Linked DNA regions of Mus musculus: region 1 is linked to region 2. A link is a loop called in an ENCODE intact Hi-C map of the cell type or tissue named here. Cell type or tissue: gastrocnemius. All regions are shown on one strand. Each heading gives the region's core, and the rest is flanking DNA. Links, peaks and the distances in the headings are about the cores only.

Region 1 (5,372 bases), core at 258-5,257, 64 kb after region 2:
GGCTGGCGAGATGGCTCAGTGGTTAAGAGCGCCGACTGCTCTTCAGAAGGTCCTGAGTTCAAATCCCAGCAACCACATGGTGGCTCACAACCATCTGTAATGAGATCTGATGCCCTCTTCTGGAGTGTCTGAAGATAGCTACAGTGTACTTACATATAACAAATAAATCTTAAAAAAAAAAAAAAAGTATATATATAAAGGTGTGGGCCCAGCTCCTACTGTGAAAAGGCAGAGAACCAAGGTGTTTATTGGCTCCTTAAAGGGGGGACCCACAGGATCATCTCCACACACAGCAGAACCACCATGATGATAAGGTACAGCTTCTCTAGACTGTAAAGTTCTCATAAGGGGACACAAATAAAAACCCAAGGAATAGTTTGAAGCACCTGAAGACTGTGGGGGGAGGGGAGAGGGGTGTCTGGATGAACCTGTGCTAGGGTTTGGCTGTGTCCCCTGGAATTCATGTGTCTTCAGAGCCCCAGTGTTTAGGGTGAGGCCTTTTGGAAGTGACAGGGTTATTTGTTGTAGGCGTGGCTTTGTTCTAAAGGAACTCTTTGGCTCATGGGCTCTTTCTGACTGACTGCCTTTGCCTTTGAGATGCAGCGGGATGCCCCTCACCGCGGTCATGTAGAGGCTGCTATGCTCTTGGACTTCACAGGCTTCAGAACTGTGATCCAAGAAAACCGCAGCTCTGCAGATGCCCTGTGAGCGGTGTTTCAGCTACAGGAACAGAAGACTGACCAAAACAGCCTGGTCTGGAAACCATGTAAACATCACACCTGTGAACTAGTTCTATGGCACATTTACACACATTTGTGGTAAAGACAACTTCCCTAGGCTTTGCTGGATGTCTGGTGCAAACTCTGTTATCATGCAAACTATTGGTAAATTAGTGGGGTGGCTACTATTGTGTTGGTGTAGGCTTGGTTTTGGCAGGTTTTCCTCAGAAGAGGAAGCTGGGTTGGGGTGACCCATCCTTCATGTGGTCCCTGTTTGGCAGACGCTGCTTTGCTGGGGTTTCCCTGGGTCAGGCAGGTAAATCAGCCCAAAGCCTGGCCAGACGACTTCTTGCTCTGCTTCTCCCTCTTGTTCTGAGGGTCTGACCACTCTCCAAGGCTTCAGAGGAACCGCAGTGAGTTGATTCTCATGTATCTGGAGAAGAGGACGTAGAGGTATCGGAACCAGAGGAGCTGGCTGCGGTGGCAGGACATGGCTTTCTGGAAGAATCAGAGAACATGCTGGCACTCACTCTGGGCCTGTTATTTGCAGACCCTCCCTCTCACTGCCCCACTGGGAGCTCTACGCTTTCTTAGATGTATATGTATGTCAGTGCTTGAGTGCATGGGTATGTAGTAACCAAGGAGGCCAAAAGAGGGTGACAGACCCCCTGGAACTGGAGTTACAGATGGCTGTGGCACAGGAACTGAAACCAGATCTTCTATGGGAGCATCGAGTGCTCCTAACCACTGAGCCAGCTCTCCAGCCGCTTGTTTTCATTTCACTGATGATGGTGTATGTATTTTTTTTTTTTTTTTTGGTTTTTTGAGACAGGGTTTCTCTGTGTAGCCCTGGCTGTCCTGGCACTCACTTTGTAGACTAGGTTGGCCTCGAACTCAGAAATCCACCTGTCTCTGCCTCCCAAGTGCTGGGATTAAAGGCATGCGCCACCACGCCCGGTTTATACATTTTATAATCAGGAAAAAAAAAAAAAAGCCCAAGTCGTTGAAAAGCTAGTCAGCCAGGTGGAATAATCTAGCATGTGGCGCACTGTCGCAGGTAGCAGGGCTTTGAAGAGCCAAGGGACATGAGGCTGGGGTCACAGTACAGTATCAGGAGATTCATATCTTACCTTGGCCTGTGCCACTTCTTTGCTGGTGAGCACAAAGAGAACATCCTGGGGTGACAGCAGAGTCCAGGGCAGATCCAGGAGGAAGGCGTACTTCCGAAGCGCGTTCACAGACTGGAGCGTGAGCACGGAGCACCCTGGGCAAGGAGGGATGGCGGATGGGATCACTGTGCTGCTCTCAGCCAGGTGCTCCCCTGAGCACCCTCCCTCTCCTAGTGGCTCAAGGCAGGCAAGGCAGATGCTCTTCAGCTGCCAGGTGCTTTGTGGCTCTCACCAGCATTCTCTCACAGGGGAGGACTGCCAGGTGGCAGAAGTGCTCCACAGCTGTGAGTGTCCGTGCAAGAGCTTCCACTTGGGCTGCTAGAGGGCTGAGGAAAGGTGATAAACAGGAACTTCTAAATTGGGAAACTAAAGACTCATTCCAGCTGTGCTCTGACACCAGGTGCTGGGTGAGCTGGCTCTCACCTGTAATCACAGCACTTGGAAGCCAGCCTAGGCTTCAGAGTTAGACCCCATTGCCGGGTCTGGCATGGCCTTGGTGGTGGGGGAGTGAATTGGTTCCCGCCTCTGGATCAGGACCAACTGGCCTTCCAAAGCCTCATGGGCTGCTGTGGGCAAAAGGCTTGTTTGCATAATAATGTACATATGTTTGCATTCCTCTGTTCCGGCCTAGCAGTAAATGATAATGACTCCACGGGATTCCGAGACTGCACTAGTCCTGGAGGCATAGGTGTGGCTAGTGTCTCAGCAAAATGGTAAATGCTGGGACCTACAAGACAGCCCTTAAGGTTATGAAAAGAACTCTAAAACCATGAGTTTGAAAATATAAAATTTCTCAACTATGTAAAATATGACTATGTAATATAAATTGTGTAAGGAGCTTCATAGATCTAAAGGGACTGAGGCAGCTGCACTGTGAGCCAACTTGTCAGATACTTAGGAGGAAGATAAAGAGATTTAGAGCAGGCTAAGTTTTGTTGTTGTTGTGCTTACATAGATTCCTGAGTTCAAGGTCAGCGTGGGATAAGGAATTTAGGTCCAGGCTCTGCAGTGGTTGAAAAGGTAATTTCTGGGTGGGGTCCCACCCAACTAGTTTGTTGCCTTGTGTAACAGAGGCAGGCGGATCTCCGAATTCTTTTGCAACTTTAAAAAAAATGCGCTTGCTCTCCCATAACAAAGGGCTGGGATCACCGGATGCAGTTTGATAGGATAATCCAAAGGAAGCCAGGAGTAGAGTAAAGGACTAGATTGGTATGTAAAATAAAAGATCAGTGGGAATGAGCTATGCAGAGAAGTTTTTAGGTCAGAGAACTGCTTGGAGAATAGGCACAAGCAGAACACAGAGGTAACTGGCTAAAGATCTCCAGAGAAGGAAAAACAGAGAAAGCAGACTGAAAAGCTGTCTTGAGCAGAACATAGGCCACCAGCTCAGACCCATGCTTTGACCTGAGTCGTTTGTTTCCCCAGGTCCCAGTCAGGCCTTCTCTCAGAACCCCTCTCCAAGCCAAGGCTGGTCCTTGGCACCCCATCTCTGAAAATGTTTTGGCATGGAAAGTCTCTTAACTGCTCTGGAGTTTAGCTTCCTAGTTGATAAAGTGGTGTGGGCAGTGTAGGCCTGCCTGTCTCACGTGGTGGACAATGGTGGCCAGTGGTGCTCCTAAGGCCTCACTCAGTCTGTGGAGACAGCACTCAGCTCCCGCGGTTCACTTTCTGATCTCATGTCACCCCTGTGAGGGAGGCCAGCCCAGAACCTGCCATGCACACCTTACAACACTGCACAGTCTAGGGCCACCCTGAATATGTGTCCTTCAGTCCCCAGCGGTACTGTTCTAGGACTGCCACAAATACTTCAATTACTGATGACCAAGTTGACATAAAATGATGCAGTGTTTACACAGAACCTATCCGCATCCTCTTGTATACATGAATTCATCTCCGGGTTACTTATACTCTCTAATGTGAGGAAATGCTGTGGAAATAGTTGCTGTATTCCATTGTCTAGGACTAATAAGAAGAGAAGAATCTGCATGCTCAGTATAGGTGCCATTTTTTTCTTCTTGCATATTTAAATATGTTTTTGCGTGTGCGTGTGCCTGCATGAGTTTATGTGCACCACATTCGTGCACTGGATGTCTGAATGCCCTGGGACTGGTATTATAAGGTGTTGTAGTCTGCCTGATATGGGTCCTGGGAACTGAGCCCAGGTCCTTTGCAAGAGCGTGCTTTTAACTGGGGAGCCTGGTCTCCAGCATCCCCTTGAATAATTCTGCTCCCATGGTGTTAAGTCCATAGATAACATAGAAATTAATAGATATGGAGGGCTGACAATATTTGCAAATTTCCTTGGTAAGTTCCTTACAAGAGTAGTGACTGTTGTCTATTTGCAAAAAACCAGAAACCCAAACAACAAAAGCCTTCTTTACCTTTAGGCAGCTTCCCTCCTGAGTGCAGGGCCCTGGAGGATGGAGAGGAGGAACATTAGAGGGAGCACGAGACACCCACTCTGCTGTGTAAACAGGAGGGACCTTCAGAGCAAGGCCTGCAGGCCCATGGCCCAGCCAAGCACACGAGACTCCCGGAAGTTTCTATTGCATAAGTCAACATCTAAATCTACAGGACTCCACACTTCTGATTATGGCATTTCATTCCCACACAGCTTAATCCAGAAGTTGGTCTGTGGATTATGGAATAATCTGGCCTCAAGTTTTGCCCATTAGAGATGAGATAACTACCCTCGATGTTTTTTGTTTTTCTCTAAAAATCTATTAGTGTCCTAGTTAGCTTTCTGTTGCCATGATAAAGACCAAGACCAAAAACAACTTTGGGAGGAGGAGAGGGTTTATATCATCTTAAAACTCCCAGATCACAGTCCATCAGGAGGGAAGTTAGGGCAGGAACTTACACTGGAACTTCGAGGTAGGAACTGAAGCAGAGGCCGCTCACTGGCTTGCTACTTTTGGCTTGCTCAGCCTGCTCTCTTATACACTGACGTCCACCTGTCCAGAGGACATCACCCACAGTTGGCAGGGCCCTTCCACATCAATCATCAAACAAGAAAATGACCCACAGACTTGCCTACAGGTCATTTTGATGGAGGCTTTTTCTTGATTGACATTCCCTCTTCCCAAATGACTCCAGCTTGTGTCAAACTGACAAAAAGCCACAAGTACAAGTGAAAGAATAGTAAACTCAGTGCTCCAAGGTATGCTAATCATAAAACAGATAGCGACATTCCTCCACCCACCTACTTCCTGCGTTCAAAGAGTATTCATTCAAAGAAAGTCACCCTGACCCACCCTGACCATTGCGGGAACCCGCTATGCAAAGGTGCTACTGTTAGGGGCTCTTAGAAACTGTCTTGAGAGTTAACAGTTACCATTCCTTGTGACACTTGTGACTTTGTACTTCCTTGTGACTCTTAACTGGTATTTTTGGTATTTTCCAACAACGCCCTCCCCACCTCCTTGAGTTGTGGTTTCTTCCTTTAAATACCCCCTTACTCAGCTACTCGGGGCGCCACGGTCCT
Region 2 (5,372 bases), core at 227-5,226:
CCTGAGAGAGGAGGGTGCTCCTTATCGCTGAAACTTCTGTGGAGATGGAGATCTTAAGGTTCCCCTCTCTCTCTCATACCGCAGTGGGGTAGGCCTGGCTGGGACCTGGAGAAGGTGATGTAGAGAAAGGAGAGCAGGAGCTGGGGTAAAGACAGTGCTTGTTTACCATGCACAGAGTGCTGGCTTCTCTACCCAGCAAAGCATAAGCCACCTGTAGCAGTCCAAGGCCAGCTGCTGGAGGGATGGCTCAGTGGTTAAGAGCACTGGGCTACCTTTCCAGAGAATCGGGGTTCGGGGCCCAGCACTGCATGGTGGCTCACAACCCTCTGTCACTCCAGTTCCAGGGGATCTGATGTGTTCTGACCTCTGCAGGTATCAAGCACACACGTGGTACACACTCATATACAGAAAATAAGTAATAAATTGATAAAATATTTTAAAAAATAGAATTAGGAGCTAGAGGATCAGAAGTTCAAGGTCATCTGAAAATAGCCTGGGATACTCTGTCTCAAGAGAGAAAGAGAGAGAGGGAGAGGGAGAGTGGGAGAGGGAGAGGGAGGCGGGATGAGGAAAGAGCTGGATCAGAAAGGGCTTGCCACACAGCCTGGAGGAGCTGAGGATCCTGGGTGTCCACATAAAAAGCCACGGAATGAGGTATATCTTTAATTTCAGTGAAGAAAGGCAGGCAGAGACAAGAGGCTTGCTGGCCAGCCAGTCTAGCAGAGTTCAGTGAGACCCTAGCTCAAAAAAACAAAGCTGAGAACAATGAAAACAATCCACATCTACTTCTGGCGTCTACACACATCCAAAACCACACCTACATACACAAAAAAATAAAAATAAAAATAAAAATAAAAGAGAGCCATGCCTGGTGGTGCACGCCTTTAAACCCAGCGTTCAGGAGGCAGAGGCCAGCCAGGTCTACATAGTGAGTTCCAGGACCAAGGCTACATAATGAGACCCTGCCTCAAAAAACAAAAACAAAAACAAAAACAAAACAAAAAAAACAACAAAAACAAAACAAAACAACAACAACAGAAGGGGTGTGTATGTGTAGGAAGGAGAGTGGGAAACTGTTAGCTTTCCAAGAGGGAAAATCAGCGGTGAAGGAGAGAGGCAGTGTCAGGAAGATGTGCTGGGAGCAGGGACCTGACAGAGTTGTCACTTTGATATTATCTCACAGGAAGTCAGGACTGTCTTTATCCCCCTTGGGAATTTCTGATGTTCAAGAAGACTCAAATCCTATTTAGGGGTGAGAATGCTTGTGTTCACAACCCCACCCATTCTCTACCTGATATCAAGCCCAGTGCCCAATGGTACAGACAGATAAAACTTCAGTTGTTTGGCCAGCACAGGCCACGAAACCCTTAATGTAGAGAGGGAGCGATCCAGGGAACTACTGGTCTATCAGACCCTTCCTTTTGCTGCCAGAACAACCGCGACTCAGAAAAGAGAAGTGAGTTGCCACCTCGCTTCGTGTCCTGATGGTCCTCTTCAGTTCTCAGAACCCAATTACGTTCGTTTCCAGTCTGACTCATATCTGAGGGTATAAGACACCACCTCCGAAGGGGCTTTAGAGCTGGCAAGCGCTATCTGCCTTCCCACCTCAAACTGCACACTGGGTCTGGGGTTAGCTGACAGCTAACCTCACCCTCAACAGAAACAGCAACCACAGCCTCCATCACGTGGCCGGGGCTGGGACCTAGTTAGAGCTGGGGAGCCTCTGTCTTCCTCAGAGTTCAGAAACCGGAAGGAAAGAATCAGAGCCGGTCAGAAGACAGTGGGGGTAGGAAAAAGGGGCAGGGAACAGGTTGGTAGAAATAAGGGACAGAAAAAAACAGGGCCAAGAGAGGAAGCGGTAGTGTGGCCCCGGCCCACTCTCAATTTGTTACAGGATCCCAGTACACTCAGAGAACTGGGTGGGGCATTTTCCACAATAGCCAGGGGGCCTGACTGAGGTTTCACTTCTCTGCCCACCTTAGTAGGACATGGGCATCCTCCTTTTGCGCAGTCTAGCTTCCACCCTCAAGCAAATCCTGGCAGACGCTGCGTCTGACATCATTCCCAACCCCCAGCAGCAACAACTGTCTTCCAGAGGCTGTCTACCTTACCTCCTGGGATCCCCATTCTGGCAGCAGAGAAAGAGGCCTGGAGGTTCAGGGAGCCAGATCCCACGCAGACCCTTATTCCAAGATGGAGATGCCGGGAGACCAATCCAATCATTCACTGTCATACTTCCAGACGCAACCCCTAGGACATCCTGAAATAGCCCATCGACTTACCCCTCAGGCTGAAGTCAAGGCGTAGCGGCAGCAGACTACAAGCCAGGATCACCAAGCCTAGCGGGACTCTCCAGCAGCGGGGATTGAGAGAGGAAGTGCCGCGGAAGCCTCCGTAGCTGGCCGTAGCTTTCTCTGTATCGTCCACCCTCCACCTGTTCGTCGCACACAGTGGATAGTGCGGGCTTAACGCCAACCTGTCAAGGACCAGTGACTGGCCACTGGGCTGATCATCAGGACCACTGGCCACACCCTGCTTTCGCGAGACACGCCCTGCTCCTCCATCGGTGCACTTCCACCCACAACTGTAGCCAGAGAAGCCCCTGGGGCAGTCAGAGGAAGTTCTGGGGTGGTGGGACCTAGGCTTGGGTGGAAGCTGGCACAGGTGTGGGATTCATGCCCTAAAACACTGACGCCCACCCCTCCTGATTCTTAACACCGTGTGCCCTCCCCCGGCCATTTGGTTCATCACTGTCCGACCCAAGGGAGAGAAGAATGGGATAGCCCCAGAGAGAGAAGAGGTTCAGTCTAGCATTTGCCCCAGAGAATGCAGCCCAACCCATCCAGCCATTATTTCCATCTAAGGAAGATTCGCTCAGCGTCCTGACCCCAGGGATCCCCCGAGTATCCATTTACAAGGGCACTTCCAGAAACAGCCAGCAGGTGGCAACCGTGTGGCCAACAGGAATGGCTGAAATTGTACAGCCCCGGCACTGCCAGGGAGAACAAGGACCAGCTCTCCCTCTCTTTTTCGCCGGAAGACCTCTGTCCTTGCTCCACATCCCAAATTTTGTTTGATTGGTCCAAAGCACTAATTTCTCTCCCGTGAGAATGTTCTACCAAACCGGTCCCCCTGCTTCTCCGCTGCTACACTCATACGTCACACCCCATTCTTATACCAACTAAGGTGGTCTGCTAAAAATATAAACCAGGGGCCAGCGTTTAGCTTTAATGGTAGACTTAGTGGCATATGTAAGGCCCTGTGTTTGACCCCCAGTATCAGTAATCAAAGAAAAACTAAATAACAAAAATTAATTAATTAATGTCACCCCCACCTCCAAGCCACTTTTTCATAGCACTAAAAATAAAACCCAAACTTCATACAACAACCTCATGCAGCCCAGAGGCCCGCCCCAGTCATGTCACCTTCACCATGCTACACTCCAGACCTGTACCGTCCAGTATGGCAGTCATTAGCCACGGCAGCTATTTAGATTTTAGTTTGGTTTACACTTTTACCTGCGGCAAGGACTTGATATGAAACCAACTGTGGCAATCCTCCTGCCTCTCTCTCTACAGTGCTGGTGTTATAACTGTGCCTCCATGGTTGGTCATCTTTCAGATGAGTCCACTGTAAGGCAAAACTCAGCAAATACTAGCTGGCATGGCCCTCCACTCTTCCCAAATATGTCCTGTTTTCTCTGTAGTACAAGCTGTCTCACCTGCTAGGAGCAACAAGCAACACACACACACACACACACACACATATACGCACACACACAGTAGCATCGCCATCATGGCCACATACCTTAGTTCTAAGCATCTTCTGCTTGTGTTTGTGTTTCTTTGTTGGTTTTATAGTGCTTGAACATGGGCATGCCAGGCCAGCCTCTACCACAGCTTCCTGCTCTATTTTCTGTTTAAACATCACTTCCTCTCAGTAGAGCTAGACCAGCTAGACCCTAAACTGGGGGGAGGGGCCCTAGAAACGTACTCCTAAGACACCTGCCTTGCCCCTGGCAGAGGCTGATTTGTACTGTGCTGCCTGCCCCCTATAATAACATACTTAGCCATCCACTGTTGCTCAAATGTGCTTAGGACTGCAAGTGCAGAGTAATGCCAGCACTTCTGTTTAGCTGGGCGAGGCCCCAAGAGGTGACTCCTTGCAGCAGGAACCAAGCCACGTATATGCATTTAAGCAATCAACTTCATAAATGTTTAAATCTATGCTTAAAATTTCCTTTAACAAACTCTGTTTTTTTTAAGCAGTTACTTCATATTAGCTTTTTTTTTTTTTTTTTTTTTTTTTTTTTTTTTTTTTTTCTATGAAGACAAGGCTCCAACTTCTCCTGAGTGAGGTGAAGCCTCTGAAAGAGAATTCTTGAAGCAACTGAGGGCAGCAGAATGGGAAATAGAATTTTTTTTATTAGGTATTTTCCTCGTTTACATTTTCAATGCTATCCCAAAGGTCCCCCATACCCACCCACCCCCAATCCCCTACCCACCCACTCCCCCTTTTTGGCCCTGGCGTTCCCCTGTACTGGGGCATATAAAGTTTGCAAGTCCAATGGGCCTCTCTTTGCAGTGATGGCTTACTAGGCCATCTTTTGATACATATACAGCTAGAGTCAAGAGCTCCGGGGTACTGGTTAGTTCATATTGTTGTTCCACCTATAGGGTTGCAGTTCCCTTGGAAATAGAATTTTTTAAATCTTTTTTTTTTTCAAGGCAGGGTTTCTCTGTGTAGCCCTGGATGTCCTGGAACTCACTCTGTAGACCAGGCTGGACTCGAACTCAGAAATCCGCCTGCCTCTGCCTCTCAAGTGCTGGGATTAAAGGAGTGTGCCACCACTGCCTGGTGAATTTTTTAAATCTTAATGCTGTGGCTTTATGTTTAAAATAAAGCCAGTAAGATGACTCATCAGGAAAGGGCATTGGTCATGCAAGCTTGGTGACCTGAATTTGGTCCCTAGAACCTATGTAAAGTTGGAAGGACAGACTTGACTCCACAAAGTTGTCCTGTAACACAACCACACATGCATCATGTAAATATAAATGCACGATAGAAATTAATAATAAATAGTAAAGGGGGCTTGAGAAACAGCTGAGCAATTAAGACCTAGCCGCTTGTGGTGGTTTAAATGAGAATGTTCCTACATAATATCATGTTGGAATACTTGGTCTCCAGTTAGTAGAACTCTTTGGGAAGGATTAGGAGGTGTGGCCTTGTTGGAGGAGGTGTGTCACTGGGAGTGAGCTTTGAGGTTTTTAAAGACGTTATTCCCAGTGTTCCATTTCTGTGTCCTCCTTGCTGATCAAGATGTAAACACTGAGTTGTTCCTGCCTCCATGCCTTTGCAGCACCATCATGACC

Evidence for each region. Peaks named below come from ENCODE experiments on the same cell type or tissue, not always from the same donor. Only the 100,000 strongest peaks of a DNase experiment are listed, where the experiment ranks them.
Region 1: a loop joins it to region 2, with 2.2 times the contacts of the local background. A loop is called at or near these places in 4 of 42 quality-filtered maps.

Annotation. Positions count from the first base shown.
Region 1 is chr11:62,508,749-62,514,120 of GRCm38, reverse strand. Pigl (phosphatidylinositol glycan anchor biosynthesis, class L) reads right to left here. Exons shown (of 7, transcript NM_001039536.4): 5 at 4,270-4,301; 6 at 1,850-1,983; 7 at 1-1,217. The coding sequence ends at 1,119. Among named protein-coding and RNA genes, the nearest start is that of Cenpv, 28 kb to the left of the region's middle. In gastrocnemius, for the core only: no CTCF peak of the experiment used is centred there; a DNase peak (open chromatin) is centred at 2,321.
Region 2 is chr11:62,573,036-62,578,407 of GRCm38, reverse strand. Trpv2 (transient receptor potential cation channel, subfamily V, member 2) reads right to left here and starts at 2,781. Exons shown (of 15, transcript NM_001382489.1): 1 at 2,283-2,781; 2 at 1-105. In gastrocnemius, for the core only: a CTCF peak has its summit at 2,930 (motif pointing right); DNase peaks (open chromatin) are centred at 1,684, 2,483 and 2,934; H3K4me3 peaks cover 2,243 bases; H3K27ac peaks cover 1,824 bases.